Linked DNA regions of Homo sapiens: region 2 is linked to region 1. A link is a loop called in an ENCODE intact Hi-C map of the cell type or tissue named here. Cell type or tissue: PC-9. All regions are shown on one strand. Links, peaks and the distances in the headings refer to the core of each region. The heading gives the core; the rest is flanking DNA.

Region 1 (5,102 bases), core at 620-4,619:
GTCTCTACTAAAAAATACAAAAAATTAGCTGGGCATGGTGGTGGGTGCCTGTAGTCCCAGCTACTCGGGAGGCTGAGCCAGGAGAGTGGCGTGAACCAGGGAGGCGGAGCTTGCAGTGAGCCAAGATCGTGCCACTGTACTCTAGCCTGGGTGACAGAGCGAGACTCCGTCTCAACAAAAAAAAAAAAAAAAAAAAAAGGTGCCTGAAGCCAGACCAGCCTGGCAGATGCTGAGGCCCAGTCTGTACCCTGAAGAAGTGGTCCCAAGGAAAGAGAACCAAGAAGAGAAGAGGATCTGCATACACAGAGAACACTCTGAGCTCCCATTCCATCTTTCTACCACTCATCCCCAGAATAACTCTGTTGCATAATTGAGCAAACGTCAAGGTTTTTAAATTTTACAATAGGAGGTCTTTCAGGTAGTCTAATACCACTCAAACGAGTCCTTGTCTTGAGAATATCAAATCAGCCTTGACTTGCCTGAAATTCTCCTATGTCAGCAACACCTTCTCCTAAGCATTTTCCTCCAATTTCATAAAAATACATAATTCTATCCTGAAACAGTGTAAGACTCATTGGAATGTCAAGCTGAAACCTGGTACAGTGAAAACCACCATTTGTTAGCTGATTATATTGGAAAGATGGATTCAGAATACTTCAAAATGTCAGCACATGATGTGTAAAAATGGCAGTTGTCAAAAAATCTATTTCAATATACCACAACCTCCATTAGAACTATTATACTGTAATTTTTTATTTGCTTCTCTGACTTTATTCTTCTGAAAGCTCACTGAGGATACTGTATATTTTTCTTCTTCTTTGCATGTTAGCACCCAGCAGGTACTCAACACAGAACTTTTGAATTTATAAACAATTACATATATACATGTACACATTTAACATTTCAAAGTACTTTCAATTCTGTCTTCAAAACATAGTTCTAAGAGGTAAGTAGGGCCAATACTATTGTCCATTTTACAGATGAAAAAGCAGAGGCACAGAAAACCAGAATGATGGCTGAAGAGAGGTGTAGAGATGACTTTAATGTTTGGTTTCAGATTAAGGATAAAATGACATGCTTCTATACTGGTTGAAATCATCCAGCAGAGATGGAAAACCTGATGAAGGAAGAGAGACAAGAAGAAGGATGATTCCTTGAGTAGGGAAGACAAGATGGATCCAGGGTACCCCAGAAGAGCTGAACAGTTCATCTCGAGGTTCAGAGGAATGCCACCTATACAGGTGGGAGTATGAGGACATTCGCTTTTGATTGCTTACATTTTCTCTGTTAAAATACACAGCAAAAATCACCAGCTGAGAGCGAGGGGAGAAAATAGGATGTAAAAAGGGAAAGAGAGAGAGAGTATGAACAGACTAAAGAAATATCATAGGATTGCTGGTTGTACCAAGGGTGTCTGTGAGGCTGGTGGTCACATATTTAAAGAGAGTCGTCCCCATGATATGTGTTTCTGCAGCTGCAGTTAGCTAGGTAGATGCAGAGACAGAATGTGCAGAGACTTGAGTTTAATCAGGCTTGGGGTTTTGCAAGGTGAAAATGACAAAGAGTGGAATAAATAAGTTAAATATGTACACAAGTGAGTCATTATGCTGATGACCATAAACTCTAAGCAGAGTTAGTAAGAAACCAAGCACTGGATGTTTATTGATCACTGCTAGGTCAAATATGTTGTGCAAGGTGACACAACAGGAAGAAAAGAGATTCAAAGGAGCTTGTCTTCAGGAAGCTGTCACTATTAGGAAACAGTCCAACAGTTCCCAAACTTTTCTGCACATTAGAATAGCCCAGGGAGCTTAAAAATCACAATGTTTAGATCACACTCCATGCCAGTAAAAGCAGAATGTCTGGGCTGGGGAGCCAGGCATTAATAGCCTTTTTAAATTTTTCAAGTGATTCCAATATGCAGCAAAGCTTAAGAACACTGGAATAGTCTTTTTTTTTTTTTTTTTTTTTTTTTGCAGAGGAGAATGATACTTGAAGATATATGTGAAATTCCTAAAAGTAAGCATTCAGTATAAGTCATATTATCATCTTATATTTTGCTGTTGACATAGGAAAAATGCAGTTGATTGTCCTACCAAATTAAAGAGTCAATTCTTTTGGGGGAAAAAGTATTTCTTTTAGGCTTGTATTTACACTTCGTATAAAAGAACTTCAAATCGTGAGGTCTTAATCTTGATATATTGCTTGTTACCATATTCCCAGCACCTACAATCATGTGTGGGAAATAGTAAACACAGAATATCTGTTAAATGAATAACGCTTTTGAAAGATATAGTCTCTAAAAAATGGTTTAATGTAAATGCCTCTTTTTAAACTATAAATTGCAAAATATCCCCACTTCTAGAAGTATTCTCTCATAATATAACTAAACACAAAAATGGTCACAATACATATACATGGTAGTTCCAACAAAAGTTCCCTTTATTTCTTTCATATGGTGTCTATCTGATGTTGTATCATTTTTAGTCTTAAAGGCTGTCTTACCCTTGTGGCAATACAGAGAACATAAATAGTATAATACTTCTCTCACGTAAGCTTAAGGGAAGGAGCTCCCCCTGCTGGCTGTATATATAGTTTTCTCTTGCCATAACTGACAAGAGAAAACAAACAAAAAACTCCTGAGTCACTAACCAGCTGAGTGAGTTTCAGCAAAGTTCAACTTTTCCAAGTTTCCCTTTGCTCAACCAAAGGTTGTGGGTAAATGGAGATCATTTTTTAAAAATTTCTAGTAGCTCCCAATTACCGTGACTAAGATTCAGTTTTCCTACAAATCAACCCCTTTATAACGAGGTCATAAGAAACACAAGTAAATTATGACAAAATGAAAAAAAAAAAAAAACTCTTAACTTTAAGATGCTAAAGAGCTTAAAGAAAATGAGGAGAAACTGTTGCTAAAATATGCTGTATGCAAGCTCAATCAGTTTCTTTCATCTAGTCATATTCTAAGTTATTTCAGGGTAGACCAGGCTGCTAATTATATATCAAAAACATACCTAAAACGGTTATCAATATTAACAAATTTGTAATTAAATTCACAATTTTGCAGGCAAATTCCAAATTTAAGGCAAATCTACCCTAATCTAAATGATAACTTATTTTTGTCTCTCAAAAGAAATGAGTTTATGAAAAAGGAAAAAGCACATCTGGGTAAGACGGAAGATTGAAAAAAAAAAGCATCTAACTTTGGTCCCCACCAAAACCACACTAAAAATATTGTAAAGATAATTTTTAAATCATAACCCGCAAGGACCAGAGTGAAGGACAAAAAAAAAAAAAAAGGAGCGTGGAGAACAGCAATGAATTTTTGAAGCTGGAAAAGCAAACAAACATAAATTGACAGAGGATCCTAGAAAGCCAAATCCCAAACTAACAGGAAAGCTGAAATCCAACTTATGTTATACTACACAGTCCACAAGAGACTTGGGGATTGGCAACCAGTTCCCCAGGAGGCTTGACAAGAAATATGGGGAGAAGGCTGTTGAGAAGTAGTTGGATCCCTCGTTCCTCTCTTCATAAGGTTGGGCAATTACCACTTTCCCACCCCTGCAAAAGTTTAAGAGTCTTATTTTTGAAGAGAGTGATAACAGAGTCCTTGGACAACCAGCTGAGGGTGAGTACCTTACCTAAAACAGGGACTCAGTGGCCATATGCATACTGAATGCAGAGACTCCCAGCTCTCTTCACCCCACTCGGCTCCCAAAATACCAGCAGCCAGACCTTCACCCTTCGAGCAGGAGATCAGAAGACTCTTCCTTGAAGAATCTGACCAGCCCAGATGAAAGACTTGAAGATACTGACCTGAGGGGTTCCACAACAAAGGGCCCATCCACATGGCACTTCAATGAAGCTCAAAGTCAATAAGCCCTGCCAGGGAGCCCAGAGTTCAAGTCAGCATTTAGACTCCCACACTTACTTATGAGCAGACAGCCAAAGAATACCAGACATCTAAGGAAAGCTTCTAAATATAATACAGTTTTGAAAGTTTCTTTCCTCCCTGTATAATCTTATCTCTTCCAAATTGTTTTCTTTTGTCTGTTTTAGTCTCTATCATAATATCTTTAGAGCAATAAGAAAATATATTGCATCTATGAAACAAGAACAGGATACCATATAAAAGAAACATTCAAATAGCAACCCAAAAAGATTTCTCAATAACAGGACTGGAAAATAAAGTTGAGGTAATCTCCAAGGAAATAAATCAAAAGAACAAGGAGTTGGAAAGCGAGAAAGAGAGAAAACGTTACAGCCAGGTGCAGTGGCTCACACCTGTAATCCTGGCACTTTGGGAGGCCGAGATAGGGGGATCACTTGATTGAGCCCAGGAGTTTGAGATCAGCCTGGGCAATGTGGTTGAAACCCCATCTCTACAAAAAATACAAAAATTAGCCAGATGTGGTAGTGTGCACCTCCCAGCTACTCAGGAAGCTGACATGGGAGGATCACCTGAGCCCCAGGAGGTCAAGGCTGCAGTGAGCCACGATTGCACCACTGCACTCCAACATGGGCAACAGACGAGACCCTGTCTCAAAAAAAAAAGAAAGAACATTACAGAACTTGTCTATAAGTTCCAACAGCCAAACAATAGAACCCCAGAAAGAGGAAAAAGAAAAAAGAAAAAGGAGGGAGAAAAATCAACAAAGAAATAATTCAGAGAAAATTTCCAGAACTGAATGACAAAAGTTGCCTGATTGAAAGAGCCTGTCTAGGCCCAGTGACAATGACCTGAGTGAAAACAGACCCACTCCAAGCAACATGATTGTTGTATTTCAGGAACACCAAGAACAAGGAGAACAGTCCACAAGCTCTTAAAGGGAAAAAAAATAAACAGTCCAGGATAAAGTGTCAGGCATCAGAAAGGCTTCAGCCTTCTCAAGAGCAACAAGACAAGTGAGAAGGCAATACAGCAAGTATAGAATAGTCGATCAAAGCGCATATATTTAGAATCAAGACATTTGACATTTTCACCCGTGCACAGTTACCAAAAACTTACTTCACAAGCACTCTCTCTCAAGGGGATATGGGAAACAAAATAAAAAGAATAATCAAGAAAGAAATATAAGATCCAGGATACAAGAGATCCA
Region 2 (5,102 bases), core at 449-4,448, 430 kb before region 1:
AATAAAAGATTCTGCACAGCAAAGGCAGCAACAGAGTGAAGAGATGACTAGTAGAATGGGGGACATTTGCAAACTATTCATCTGACAAGGGATTGATATCCAGAACACACAAGGAACTCAAAGGGCAAATGAGCTTAGCAGACATCTCTTAAAAGAAGACATACAAACAACCAACAGGCATATGGAAAAATGCCCAACATATGAATCATCAGGGAAATACAAATCAAAACCACAATGAGATATTCACTCACCCCAGTTAGAATTGCTAGTATCAAAAGGACAAAAAATAACAAATGCTGGCGAGGATGCAGAGAAAGGGGAACTCTTATCCACTGTTGGTGGGAATGTAAATCAGTACAGGCATTGCAGAACATAGTATGGTGGATCCTCAAAAAATTAAAAATAGAACCACCATATGATCCAGCAATCTCACTACTGGGTATATATCCAAAGGAAAGAAAATCAGTAAGTGAAAAGAGGTATCTGTACTCTCATTTATTGCCGCATTATTAACAATAATATGGAATCAACCTAAGTGCTCATTAACAGATGAATAAAGAAAATGTGGTATATATACAATGGAATACTATTCAGCCATAATAAAGAATAAAATTATGTGATTCACATCAACACCGATGCACTTGAAGAACATTATGTTAAGTGAAATAAGCCAACCACAGAAAGACAAATACCATATATTCTCACTTGTGGAAGACAAATGAGTTAGAAGTCCAAGTTAAGGACTACTAAGAACTTGGCTTATTTTACCTTTGGGGAAACTAAAAAGTTGATCTCATGGAGGTAGAAGAGAATAGTGGTTACTAGAGGCTAGAAAGTGGCAAAGTGGCAGGTGGAGGGTCTGTAGCCAGAGGTTGGTTAAATGAAATTATAACTAGGTAGGAGGAATAAATTCTAGTGTTCTATAACACTGCAAGGCAACTATAATTAACAATTTATTATATATTTTCAAATAGCTAAAAGAGCAAATTTTGAATGTTCCCAACACAAAGAAATGATAAATGTTTGAGGTGATGGCTCATTTATCCTGACTGTATCATTACACATTGTATACATGTATCAAAATATCACACTATACCCCATAAATATGTACAATTATGTCAATTAAAAATAATAAAAGTGGCCAGGCACGGTGGCTCACGCCTGTAATCCCAGCACCCTGGGAGGCTGAGGCGGGCAGATGACGAGGTCAGGAGATCGAGACCATCCTGGCTAACATGGTGAAACCCTGTCTCTACTAAACATACAAAAAAATTAGCCAGGCGTGGTGGCAGGTGCCTGCAGTCCCAGCTATTTGGGAGGCTGAGGCAGGAGAATGGCATGAACCTGGGAAGGAGAGCTTGCGGTGAGCCGAGATCTCGCCACTGCACTCCAGCCTGGGCAACAGAGCAAGACTCCACCTCAAAAAAAAAAATAAATAAATAAATAAATAATAACAATAATAATAATAAAACACAAAAAGCTACAGTTCATTAATATCTTTTTTTAAGTAGATATAAGCAGTTTCCAATTTAACTCATGCAAGAGTGCTTCTAGTAACTTTTTTGCTGCTAGTCTTCAGTAGAATTAATCTTATACTCTATTGCTGCCTGGCTTAGACTTTGACTTACCCCAACCCCGCATCTGTGTCCCTTCTTTTTAACTTGTACCATTGCTGACCCACAGCTACAAGAAAATGGTTGGAAGAAGTGAAAGAGAGGTTAATAATTCCACACCAACCCCTGCCTCTTCCTCAGCTCCACCTTAATTACTGGTCAGGTCCTATCTTGTCCCCAGTCCCTATCCCATTTCTTCAGTCCTTCAAACACAGTACAGTCAGTCCTTTTATCCATGGGTTCCACCTCCATGGACTGAAATACTGAATAGAGTCAATATAGTCTATCATGAATCAAAAATATCTGGGAAAAAAACAGATGATTATGTCGGCATTAAATTTGTACAGTCTTTTTTTTTTTCCTTATTATACCCTAAACCAGGAGTGTCCAATCTTTTGGCTTCCCTTGGCCCCACTGGAAGAACTGTCTTGGGCCACACAAAAAATACATTAACAACAGCTGATGAGCCAAAAAAAAAAAAAAAAATCGCAAAAATTCTTATGTTTTAAGAAAGTTTACAAATTTGTGTTGGGCCGCATTCAAAGCCATCCTGGGCTGCAAGTTGGACAAGTTTGCACTAAATGATACAGTATAATAATAACTATTTACATACAATTTACATTGTATTATCAGTAATCTAGAGAAGATTTAAGGTATATAGCAGGATATGCATAGGTTATATGTAAATACTACAGTATTTTATATAAAGAACTTGAGCATCTACAAATTTTTGTGTCCATGGGGGTCCCGGAAGTAATCCCCAGATACCAAGGAAGAATTAATCCTATTTCATATGCTTTAAGAGTCTCAGCATTCTTCTGAAAAGCAATGAAACTTGCTCCAGGAATTTATGACCAATCATAACACAGATCTACGGTATTACCTCTCAGAGATCAAATCTCAGAGGTTTAACTACCTAACAAAAAGAAAACAGGAAAGAAACACTGAATGGGATAAGATAGTCCTACTACTAGAAGTGAAAACCCATTCAATTATTTTATAAGGAATAGTTTGCTTGCTTTGGATTCTCACTATGCCTTTCTTCATGGAATATTTTATTCTATGTCTCCTTTAGCCTCAATCCAATCCCTTTTTTTGCCTGCACCCTGACATTCGTCCATCCCATAACACTGAGCCCTATAATCATAACTCCTCCTTAGTCAAGATCTTTTTGAATTCTGATCCTTTAACTGTCCAGTCTATTAGCTATTACACTATCCATAAATTTTACTGTCATTAATGTTCTCATCTAGGTCAAAATTGAAAATAAAGACAATAAACAACCTTAAACAAAATTTCTGTGGCATGTTATTAGAGATTACTCGCTAGAGTGGCACTGATTTAATTAGAAAACACAGAAATTGAATTTATTGGGAAGCTACTATAATCATCAGGCACTGAGCTAGGCATTTTATATACTCAAGTCTCCCAACAACTTTGACAGGTATTAACGGCAGTCCCACATTCACAGAGAAACATGTTCAGAAAAGTTAGAGACTTTACCAAAATGTAATAGCTTCTACTGGCAGTACCAGAATTTGACTCCAGATATAATCTCCTTATTATACTGTCTTAGGATCTTTTTGGTACCTACATATAAGTCATGCATTAAGTTAAAAACTCAGTCAATATTTCTCTTTGTTGACAAGCATAATCACAGGAGACTATTACCAAAACTTTGCTGAAAGCCTTAAAACATATACTACATTCTTAATTTTTAAAAAGTGGAGGAGTGACATCAGCAGAATAGGAAGCCCCAGACCCTCCTTCCCTCAATGAGACACCGATTCAACAAAAATACATGGACCAATTCCATTTGTGAAAAATCCAGAAATTAGTTAAAAGGTTCCTGCACCTAGGCAAGCACAAAACCACCTGTATCAAAGCTGTTAGGAAAATTCATATCACTCACTTCCCAGACACTCTCATCACCCCACAGGGCAGTGCAATAGAGAGGAAACTCCCAACTCGTGGCTTCCTCCTCAGAAGGAAAACAGAAGACTAGAACATACATCTAATGATCTGACTTTTCGGGGCAACTGGTTTCTGTCATGTCTGAATCTAATAGTTGAAAGACACCAAATTAAGGACTACTAAGAACAAAGGCAACAGCACTCACTCACCATTGTCCCTACCCCCAGCTCGGCATGAAGAAAGTTGAGAAAAACCCCAACTCTTGGCTTCTCCCTGGGGAGGAAAAAAGTTAGACATGCATCCAAAGTTCTGACTTCACAGGGGCAAGGAGTGTTGCCTCGCTGGCTTCTGCCTCACCTGATTCAAAATGCGGATAGGACTCAGTATACTCCAGATGCCTGGGGGCCACTAAGAAGAAAAAAGAGCTGGGCCAGGAGCAGTGGCTCATGCCTGTAATCGCTGCACTTTGGGAGGCCAAGATAGGTGGATCACAAGGTCAGGAGATCGAGACCATCCTGGCTAACATGGTGAAACCCCGTCTCTCCTAAAAATACAAAAAATTAGCTGGGCATGGTGGCGGGCACCTGTAGTTCCAGCTACTTGGGAGGCTGAGGCAGGAGAATCGCTTGAACTAGGGAGGCAGAGGTTGCAGTGAGCTGAGATCGTGCCACTGCACTCCAGCCTGGGCAACAGAGCAAGACTCTGTCTCAAAACAAACAAACAAAAGAGTTGGATAGCTTATGGCAGCTCCAGATAATCTACAGACACCAGGGATAACCTACAGATACCAGGGATCAAAAGATTATAAACTATGAGAAAATAAACCAGCAAAACTTCTCTAATTGGAAATTCACAGGCAAAAATCCAGAGAGGTCACAACCACAACCACAGAAAAGATATCTAAGAAATCCAGAATGTCTACACAGACATATTGGTAAAAGACTTTCCCCACACAAAGTCTACAAAGGTGGCTGTTTTTTTTATTTCTGTTGTTGTTAAATGCACGAATCCCAACACAAAGTAACAAGGCACATGAAGAACCATGAAAACATGGTCAATCAAAGAAACAAAATACACTTCCAAAACATATCCTAAAGAAGTAGAAGTCTAAGAATTACATGACAAAGAATTCAGAAAAAGCCATCATAAAGATACTCAACAAGATCAGGAAAACAATGCATGAATCAAGTAAGAATATCAACAAAGAGACAGAAAATATTTTTAAAACCCAGAAATTTTGGAGCTAAAGAATAACTGAATTTAAGAATTCATTAGAGGGGTTCAAAAGCAGACTGGATCAAACAGAAGAAAGAATCAGCAAACTCAAAAGAAGGTCATTTGGAATTATTCTGTCAGACAAGCAAAATGAAGAAAGGATAAAGACAAGTAAAGAAAGTCTAAGGACCTTAATGGGACACCATTAAGCCAACCAATATAAGTAATATGGAAGTTTCAGAAAGAGAAGAAAGAAACAGGCAAAACAAAACAAAACAAAAACAAAAACACCATGTTATTTGGGGCCCAAAACTCCCCAAACCTGGGGAAGAAAATGGGTATTCAGACTCAAGGAAGCCA

What was found. Peaks named below come from ENCODE experiments on the same cell type or tissue, not always from the same donor. Only the 100,000 strongest peaks of a DNase experiment are listed, where the experiment ranks them.
Region 2: a loop joins it to region 1, with 4 times the contacts of the local background. A loop is called at or near these places in 13 of 110 quality-filtered maps.

The regions. Positions count from the first base shown.
Region 1 is chr12:64,793,902-64,799,003 of GRCh38, reverse strand. It overlaps a transcript of TBC1D30 not described here. Among named protein-coding and RNA genes, the nearest start is that of TBC1D30, 28 kb to the left of the region's middle. In PC-9, for the core only: CTCF peaks have their summits at 2,321 and 2,521; DNase peaks (open chromatin) are centred at 1,653 and 2,613; H3K4me3 peaks cover 602 bases; H3K27ac peaks cover 3,064 bases.
Region 2 is chr12:65,224,733-65,229,834 of GRCh38, reverse strand. The region is part of intron 4 of LEMD3 (LEM domain containing 3); the gene reads right to left. Among named protein-coding and RNA genes, the nearest start is that of MSRB3, 51 kb to the left of the region's middle. In PC-9, for the core only: no CTCF peak of the experiment used is centred there; no DNase peak of the experiment used is centred there.